Regions from separate parts of the Homo sapiens genome. Here region 2 is linked to region 1. The links are chromatin contacts, found by Hi-C or POLR2A ChIA-PET in ENCODE. All regions are on one chromosome and are shown on one strand. The core of a region is the stretch at or near the end of the contact, and the rest is flanking DNA. Distances in the headings are between cores, read along the strand shown. Region 1 holds the start of LINC03001 (long intergenic non-protein coding RNA 3001). Region 2 overlaps DST (dystonin).

Region 1 (4,647 bases), core at 773-3,272:
TTCTCCACTTCTTCAGCTTAATAATTAAAGTCATACTGTCCCTTCTCCTCCCCAAATAAAAGGTAAGAGTCGAATGAAAGAGGCTAACACAGACAACCTGATGGCCTTGAAAATACTGCATAATGGCCTGATCATTTGCCCACATGGTTCAGTAAAAAGGTCAAGTCATGTCTTCACCAGAGATTAAGCTGCTTCTCCATAGACATCCAGGTCAAAAGCAATCAGGACTATTAACAATCTAGTTGTTATTAATGATAACATATATAAACATTTTATAGCACTGTACAGCTTACAAATTGCTTTCACATACATTAATCACATGACCCTCATAACAATCCTATCAAGTAGGTAGAACATGTACTACTATTACTATTTTACGGAAGACATCACAATCCAATTCTCTAGATATCCCAGTTTTCTCTCCTCCACCCATTACTGAGTCTCAGTCTCCAAACTATACATTCTTAAAAGTTTTTGACGCCTTTAATCCCAGCCAATAAATGGGGACAAACAAGATCTGCCAGTGGGCAGATCACAAGGTCAAGAGATTGGAACCATCTTGGCCAAGATGGTGAAACCGTATATCTACTAAAAAATGCAAAAATTAACTGGGCTTGGTGGGGCGCACCTGTAGTCCCAGCTACTCAGGAGGCTGAGGCAGGAGAATCGCTTGAACTCAGGAGGGGGAGGTTGCCGTGAGCCAAGACTGTGCCACTGCACTCCAGCCTGGCAACAGAGTGAGGCTCCATCGCAAAAAAAAAAAAAAAAAAAAAGCGTTTGACTTTTACAAGTTTAAATCACCCCTCATCACATTGGTATTAGAGGGGTTGCAACTGTTTACCAGTGTATTCAATGATAAAATGATGGGGCTGGCTCTGTCATTATATTCTGTGAAATAATGGGTTGAGTATTTGAAGTGATGACGAGCACTCCAGGAACAATGAAAAGGAGAAGAAAAATCAGTGCGATAAATCAGGAGGCCAAAATAAATGCAGACCACTCCCCCGACGACAACCAGTTATTAAGCAAGAAAGCTACCACTAAAATGAAATTCATGGCTTGGTGTCATTATAAATACACACTAAAGAGGGCTTCAGGTACTGCACCACCCAACACTGCAGAAAACACTAAAATACTTCCATAGCAACTATCACTAAGGACATCATTAGGATGCTGAAAATGTAAAAGAGGAAAAAAGAGCCAATAAATGGGGACAAACAAGATTATTTCCCTGGTAGAGTAAAGCCCATTGTTCACTCTCAGAAGACATAAATATTTAACCACCCAAGGCAAGCTATAACCAGCTATTTCAGCTAGCCAAACCCATCTTCCTGATATATAGTGTTTTCAAAAAATAAATCAACCAAGGAGTTGAAACCCAAGGAACTCACAAATACATGTACCAGGCTGGTGGCAGCACGCTCTAGTCTGAAGGATTGATCATGAGTCAGGAGGGGAGGGTGCAAGCCTCAGCCCGGTCACTTAGTACCTATCAAACCTATTATGGGACATGTAGGTATTGTCAGGGACACAAAAGTGAATCAGAAACAGGTTTTGTCCTTGGGCTGTTCAGTGTTGTAGGGGGAGATAAAAGATAGATTACTATAAAATAAGCTAGATGTGATAGATGTCAAAAGAGAAATAAGATTGCTGCTATTCAATTTTAAAATCTTATTGCAGGGTGTTGTGGGTGGAATTGCACCCCCCAAGAAGGTATTTTGAAATCCCAACTCTCAGGATCCCAGAATGTGACTTCATTTGGAAACAGGGCCTTTGCAGATATAATCAAGTTAAATGAGGTTACTAGAGTGGGCCTCAATCCACTGTGACTGATGGCCTTATAAGGGAAGAGAATGCCACGTGGAAACAAAGACACACAGGGAGAAGATGACTGTGCAACATCAGAAGCAGAGATTTGAGTGAAGCGGCTCTAAGCCAGGGAACACCAAGGATTGCCAAGAGCCACCAGAAGCTGGGAAGGGGCAAGGAAGGACTCTCCCTACAGCCTTCAGAGAGAGGATGGCTCTATCAATGTCTTGATTTCAAACTTCCAGCCTCCAGAACTGTGAGAGAATAAATTTTTGTTGTTTTAAGCCAATTCTTGGTATATTATAACCATAGCCCTAAGAAGCAAATACAGAGGCAAAGAGTAACCTCATCCTACTGGGATTAGGGCCAGGTTTCTGGTAAGAAATGACACATAAATTGAACTTTGAAGAACTTATACTATCTAAATGGTAGGAAATGTGGTTTCCTATTTACGTGATAATAGTATTCATCAACCATTGAGAATCCACTTTGTGTCAGATATTGTACTAGGAGTCATTCATATATAAATGGATTGGACTCTGGCTCATATACAGAAGTCATCTAGACCTCACCTCCCTCCTTGACCATCCCACTTCCATCCCACAGTGGTTGATAAGTATAAAATGTTTAGTTTAGCAAATAGAAGAGGAAGATGGGTTTGGGGGTTGGGAGAGCTGTGGAGGGGAGAGGGGAAAAGGGCAAAGCATCTGTTCCCTTTCTGACCTCCTTCTAGAAAGACGGTGGAAGCAGGTTGCAGAACCTCTGTGAGTTGTTTTGTTTACATGTGAAATTAGCTGAGGAAATAGTCAAAGAGACTCTCAGAGGCTCTAGGCACAAGCCCAGCTATTTGGGGCTGAGCCAGGGAAGGACATTCTCCTCTCTGCACCACAGAGGCCAAATGGAGGCTTCCCAAGGACCAGACTCTTTGGGAACACTAAGAGGCAACACCCTTGGCATGTGCTGTGTTCTCATGATGGACAGTGACCCTGGAAAAGTTTCAGCCTCGGCAAAGCCTCAGCAAGTGGCCCTGCAAGCAGAAGCTGGACATGTGGGAGCTGGGGCAGAAGCAAAATAACAGGGCAGAAGACGATGGCAACTGTGAAAGAACGACTGGTGAGCAAGGGAACTTCTTTGGAAACTTCTAGAAATAACTGGAAATACTTTGAAGGGGGTTCATTTCTTTCAGTCGAGTAGGAAGGGGATTTACGCCATAAATAATCGGTATGTAAAAAAAAAGACAACTGGCAGATGAGGCCTGGAACACATGGGTCAGGCACGGATTTCTAATATATCCAACTGAAATTCATCATTATCCCCTTTCCACTTTACCAGCAAGAAAACGGAAGCTCAGGAGGTTAAATAACTTTCCCAGCCAGTAACTCTGTAAGTGACTGAATCAGAAATAAAACCATGTCTGTCTGCCAGTAAGTCCAGTATTCTTTCTACTATACCACACTGCTGATCTGGGCAACAGTGGGGAAAATATGACACTTGAAAGGAGCTTGGAAAAGAACACAGTAGGTCAGGATACTAGCCAGGGTTCTGGCAGAAAACAGAACTCAAGCCAAATTGTTCAAATGAAGGGACTTTAACAAAGATACTGCTGACATAGCTGTGGGCAGAATTAAGGGAATTAGCAAGGGATGTTGAGACACCCAGAGACCAGCAATAGAAGGAAACCACTCCTAGAGAGAGACCTGGTGAGAGCTGGTGAGACCTGGAGCCACGGAAGACAGACCACCAGCAGGATCTATAATGGTGGAGGGAGCCTTCCAGAGAGGTGGCTCCAAAGCAGGGAGGGAATGGGGAAAAATAACCCAACCTTTCCTTTTATCTCCCAGTCTCCTGCTGCTGCCACCCATTGGCTGTGCCCCCACCTGGAAACCAGCTATCAAGGGAGCCTGGGGCAATAAGTGGCAGGAATTAGAGACTCCTGGAAACAGAAGAGGAGGAAGACATTGCCATGGAGAGCAGAGAAGTTGAGGCCATGTGCTAGTCTTGTCCTGTTTTGCTCTTAGATTTATCCCCTGTCCCCGCTCTACCCTGTTCCGTATCACAGAGAATTACTTTTTCCTTGTTCCTTTGCCCTCTGGTTTCTGGGTCAGTTCAGCCATTGGATGGCCCTGAAGAGAGAGCAGAAAGGGAGAAGCTGGGTATTTTTCCCCACTTCTCTCAGCTTCAAGTATTGTCTCTGGCAGCGGCCATCTCTTCTATGGACCCAGCTCTTGCTCCAAGAGCTTCTGTGGTTCCAACTTCTCCCTGGTGGCCTGGCTCCTTTTGTCCCTTAAGCTTTAGGCAGTGGTAGCAGCTTCCTGCTCTTGATAATCTCAAGGATGCCTTACTCTCCCACTTTAGGCTTCTTACCTTTGTCATCTCCTGGTATTAAATCTCTTCTTTAAAATATCAAGAATATTTAGAATCCTGACTGATAGAGGAAACTATCACATGGGAGAGCCTCAACCTTCACAGAAAAGCATGAGGGAAATGAAAATACACATGGCTTGCATATCATAAATATGGAAAAACTTCCATTGAATCTGTCACTGCTGTGTGCCTATTCCCTCCTCTCACTGGGGCCTCCAATCCCTCAACCACCAGTGTTCTGGTCCACTTTTTAGCCTGGCTTGCCCTTCATACCCCTGGAGATCATGAACAGTCATATCCGCAATATTCTGTTAGAATTCTTGATTTTCCTGCTGACTTTTCCTTCTGCTGTAGCTATTTTATCAATCCCTATCCCTGAGTACAGTAAATTATCTATTTTCTCTCCTCCTGCTTTTTTTACTGGACAAAGGAACATGACCTGGCCAAAATTTCTTCTCCTGGGATGTTTGTCTG
Region 2 (4,647 bases), core at 905-3,404, 370 kb after region 1:
TTCTTCCTTTTATTCCTCCTCCCCTAGACCATGAATTCTTTGAGGCCCATATCAAGGGTTCTAGAATATCTCCTGGCATCTGGCGTTTGGCATTTGGCATCTGAGTGAATACTATTGACTGAGTGAATGATATATGAAAGATAGCTAATGATGACTGGTACAATTAGTAAGCATTATAGGAATTCAGAGAACAAAGAGGGGACCCCCACCCCTAAATAGGTTGGTTAAGGCATAATTACTTTATGGAAAAGTTGGGATTGAGTTGGGCTTTAAAATATGGGTAGTGCTGGGCGTGGCGGCTCACACCTGGAATCCCAGTACTTTGGGAGGCTGAGGTGGGAGGATCACTTGAGCTCAAGAGTTTGAAACCAGCCTGGGCAACATAGGGAGACCCTATCTCTACTAAAAATTAAAAACAAATTAGCCAGTCATGGTGGTGCACGCCTGTAGTCCCAGCTACTTGAGAGGCTGAGGTGGGAGAATCACTTGAGCCCGGAGTTCCAGGCTGCAGTAAGCCATGATCATGCTGCTGTACTCCAGCCTGAGTGACAGAGCAAGACACTGTCTGAAAAAAAAAAAAAAAAAAAGGGATAGGAATTGGCTGGGTAGCAGATGCTGGGTCCGGGAAGTGGAGTAAGCAAAAGTGCTGAGAACTGACTGGATGTGGGGATTTATATGAGAGAAATACAAGATAAAGCTGGAAAAAATAGTTAGGGGCCAACATACATTTCAGACAACCACTGGTTTAAGCTTTCTTTTCTGTGCTTCTGAAGACACTGTAATAGGTGAGTAGTGTGATCATAGCATGATTTTAGGAGGATTAAACATGTGCAGGGTACATCAGGAGAGCAGGACAGTTAGGTAGCTGTGGCAGCCTAGCAGTGAGGTGATTAGGGCCTGAATTTGGGCCTAACCCATGGTGTTCTGCTGACATCTGCTGATGACTGCTGGTGGGGAATCTGAGGATGGCCTCACCCTCTCTCCTGAAGGATCTGTTGGAAGAGAGGGAGATTAGAGGGCAGCAAATAGCAGTGGAGATTACTCAGTTGCATGGGCAAAAAACCATTCTGAGGAGTGTTTTTTTTTGAGACGGAGTCTTGCTCTCTTGCCCAGGCTGGAGTGCAGTGGTGCGATCTCAGCTCACTGCAAGCTCCACCGAGGAGTTTTCTTTTTTTTGAGACAGGGTTTTGCTCTGTCACCCAGGCTGGAGTGCAGTCGCGCAATCACGGCTCACTGCAGCCTCAACCTCTTGGGCTCAACCTTCCCATCTCAGCCTCCTGAGTAGCTTAGACTATAGGCAGGTGCCAGCATGCCTGGCTAATTTTTTTTTTTTTTTTTTTTTTTGAGACGGAGTCTCACTCTGTCGCCCAGGCTGGAGTGCAGTGGCTCAATCTCGGCTCACTGCAAGCTCCACCTCCCGGTTCACGCCATTCTCCTGCCTCAGCCTTCTGGGTAGCTGGGACTACAGGTGCCCGCTACCACGCCTCATGCCTGGCTAATTTTAACTTTTTTTTTGTAGAGGTGGAGTCTGTCTGTGTTGTCCTGGTTGGTCTTGAACTCCTGGGCTCAAGAGAACACCTCGGCCTCCCAAAGTGCTGGGATTATAGGCATGAGCCACCACATCCAGCTGGGAGAGGTCTTCAGGGTGTCTTACTGCATCTCCTGTCAGTTGTCTGAGAGACTGGACGTTGTCAGAGTTGGTAGTGAGAAGGCTGTTGGCTCCTTGTCTCACACAATTCCTGTGCAGGCTTCTAGAACCTTTTGGCCTCTGCCGACATTTCCCTGCTTTTAATGCCATATATGAGCTTGAACTGAGGCTTTGTGTCCTCTTCTGGATTTGGTTAGGTGCAGCCAGTAGTGCCTGCTAGAGCCACCCTATTCAACATGCGTCTAAAGCCTGTGTCTTTTCTAAACGTACACATTTGGAGAAAATCAGTGTTATGACGTGTTGCCATGAAAGCAACTCTGATTATAGCTTGGAGATGGAGTAAAAATAAATCAGTTATGGTGATTCAGGATTACTTGAATGACTTTATATGAAGCACTCAAGGCATTTCTAGTGGCAATCTAAATAAGAAATAGGCCCATGAGTGAGAAAGACTGAAAACAGAAGTAACTGCAAAGGAGATGAGTCAGAAAGCGTGACTGTGCAGTTTTAGCTACTTTCAGTCAGACCATCCTCTTGAAGTGTTATGTGAAATGCAAATACTTTAGCATCCTTAGCTGTTTTAACCTATTTACTTATTCTGGATTTGTAAGCTATATGCAAATATACCTATAAGAATTTGTAATGGGGATCACTAATAAAAACTTAATAATATCTAGATTTTTTATTTTACTCCTTGTTTTAGATGTTTCTAAAAGTGGATAAACTAAAAATTTATCCTGATTTCCTCTCAGTACATATGTATTTGGATTTATACTGTATATTAAGATATGTCACTAGGATGCTTAGGAATTTTTTTTACCATCTTGAAACAGAAAAGATAATTAGATCCAGATCTCCATTTATTCCTTAGTATTTTCACATTACAAAGCATTTTGTTTTGTTTCTGAATCCCAGGATTTTTAAACATCATCATCATCATCATAAGAACTCTTGCATTACTGCATGTTTACCTCATTGACAATACATGGGCATTGTTCTCTGCACTCTTCTCTGTTTTTCTCTCATTTTATCTTCTCAGCGATTCTCTGGAGTCGGTGCTCACTTTCCAGGGAGGAAATGTGTCAAGGTCATACAGCTGGTAGATCATGGAGTTAACATTTAAACCTAGGCACTCTTGGCTTGAGCCGTTTTTGAGTAAGGAATGGAGAACTCCCCATGATTACAATTCTAGTGCTAGACATTTATCCTCATCAGCCTTCCTGAAGTATTTTAATTACTTTGAGTCTCATTTTTCTAACTGCATAGATGGTAGATATGGATGAAATCTTTGTGTTTTTAAACTATTACATCAATTAAAACCTATCTTTAAAATGGTATTGAAAACCATAGGTAAACCTCAAACATCATTTTTGCCATCATTTTATTGGCAAAATTGGCCCCCTCTTTCTGTGGCAGGGCACCTAGGAGGTAGCAAGAAGTAAGCAAGAGTAATTTTGCCCTACTGCCTGCTCACATGAACCTGTTAATGTACAACTTTCAGACCCAAAAAGTATTTATGTGTTTGAGATTGGGGGTGGGTATGGGGAAATAACAGTTTTAGAGCATCAGGAAATAATCAAACATACTGACTCTACTCCTGTTACATTTCACTGATTCCAGTTTTTTGCACACTGCAACAGCATTGCCTGCATTTCCTGGTGACTTAGAATCTTTGAGACTTTCTCACTGAGCTGAAAAAGTATAATTAAAAATTGCTAGTGTTCCCAGGTTATTGCCAAAGCTGCAGCTTGTTCTCCCTGCTGGCAAAATCTTAGCCTCTGAGCACCTGTTTTCTTACTTTTGGGCTCCCACCACCATCAAGCAATGGGATTTTTGAACCTGACAGTTTTGACTGAGGAGTTGGAGGACATATGGGCCTAACACAGGTGATTGGGTGATCCTCTTTTCTGAAATGGTAAGCACAAAGGAAGAAGCAGGTTTGGATTGAGGATTGGAAAGAAAATTTTCTGATTTGGATATGTGAAGTTTGAAATAACTATTAGATATTCTTGTGTCTGGATTTCATGGAAGATGTGAGAATTATTTGTACATAGATGTTATTAAATCTATAAGACTGGGTGGGATGACTCCGAAAATGAATTTGATAGAGAAGAGAAGACACTTGAGGTCTGAGCCTTGGAGTCTGCCAGTGATGAGAGTTTGGGAAGAGGACTGAGGATCGCTTATAACTTCCAACTCTTCACTCAGAAATATAAATGCCTTAAGCAGACATGGGTCTAGGTAGCTCTTGACTTTGATTTAAGGCTATTCATTTTAGGCCAAGAAAAGGCCACTCAGGTAGAGACTAGAGAAAATAGCAGGAAATGAAGTCCCAGATGTACTCATTAGATTTTCCCTTCCCTGAACTCTCCCCAACTAAACCACCACTTCCTTGACCTCACCCTTCTTTTCCTTCTGTTGTGGGTTTCTGTTTTTCAGTCTTGGGGAAATTTTCTGTTTTTCTGATTACAGCTTAGGTTTTTGTAAGGCTGCAGTATATTTTGGAACATTATATAGCTTTAATTTGTAATAATTAAATTAACCAGATTTTGTCATATTTGTAGTTGGGAACTTTTTGGAGTGTAGGAAAGACTTAAGCATATATCCTTGATCTCTTGAAAATATAGCAGGGTGTTTCTGTGTTCCTTTCCTGCTTAGATTATTAAAATGGTCTTCCTTTTCCCTTTCCTTTTCAAATATGTAGGACCAGGCAGCTCTATGTGCATAACCTTAGGATATTTCCCCTTTTGTGGAAGGCATAACTGTACAACTCATACCTTACTTTGGCTAATTAACTAGCAAATCCAAAGCTCTTAGAGGAAACATTTGTTTCCTTTTCCCCTTTGGAATTCTGGAGAATGAATTGATTAATAAAGTCAAATTTCTTTTGCTAATTATCTGAAAAGAATTTTTTTGAATGACACCCATTCAATGTACTGAGTCTTTGCTACATATTGCTGTACCTCCCTTTTTAGGTTCATAATTAATAGAATTTTATA

The links. A loop is a pair of places that touch in the nucleus more often than their neighbours do. ChIA-PET counts read pairs that join two places held with the same protein, here RNA polymerase II (POLR2A). Pooled maps may share reads with other maps.
Region 2: a pooled map shows a loop between it and region 1 (10-fold over the local background). The contact joins the enhancer-like site here to the promoter of LINC03001 in region 1. A Hi-C loop is called at or near these places in 1 of 168 maps with a recorded cell type or tissue (HepG2), 1 of 37 single-sample maps with no recorded cell type and 9 of 50 pooled maps. POLR2A ChIA-PET finds 5 or more read pairs at or near these places in 2 of 52 experiments (OCI-LY7 and endothelial cell of umbilical vein).

Annotation. Positions count from the first base shown.
Region 1 is chr6:57,260,721-57,265,367 of GRCh38, reverse strand. It overlaps LINC03001 (long intergenic non-protein coding RNA 3001), which reads left to right and starts at 2,022. Exons shown (of 3, transcript NR_109774.1): 1 at 2,022-2,065; 2 at 2,701-2,922; 3 at 3,651-4,647. It also overlaps a transcript of PRIM2 not described here.
Region 2 is chr6:56,888,263-56,892,909 of GRCh38, reverse strand. The region is part of intron 3 of DST (dystonin); the gene reads left to right. Among named protein-coding and RNA genes, the nearest start is that of DST-AS1, 47 kb to the right of the region's middle. RefSeq lists an enhancer at 2,151-2,210. Within about 2 kb of position 2,154, at least 4 of the 41 ENCODE cell types and tissues checked have a DNase peak (open chromatin) inside an H3K27ac peak, as active enhancers do; they include endothelial cell of umbilical vein, where a contact is called at or near this core.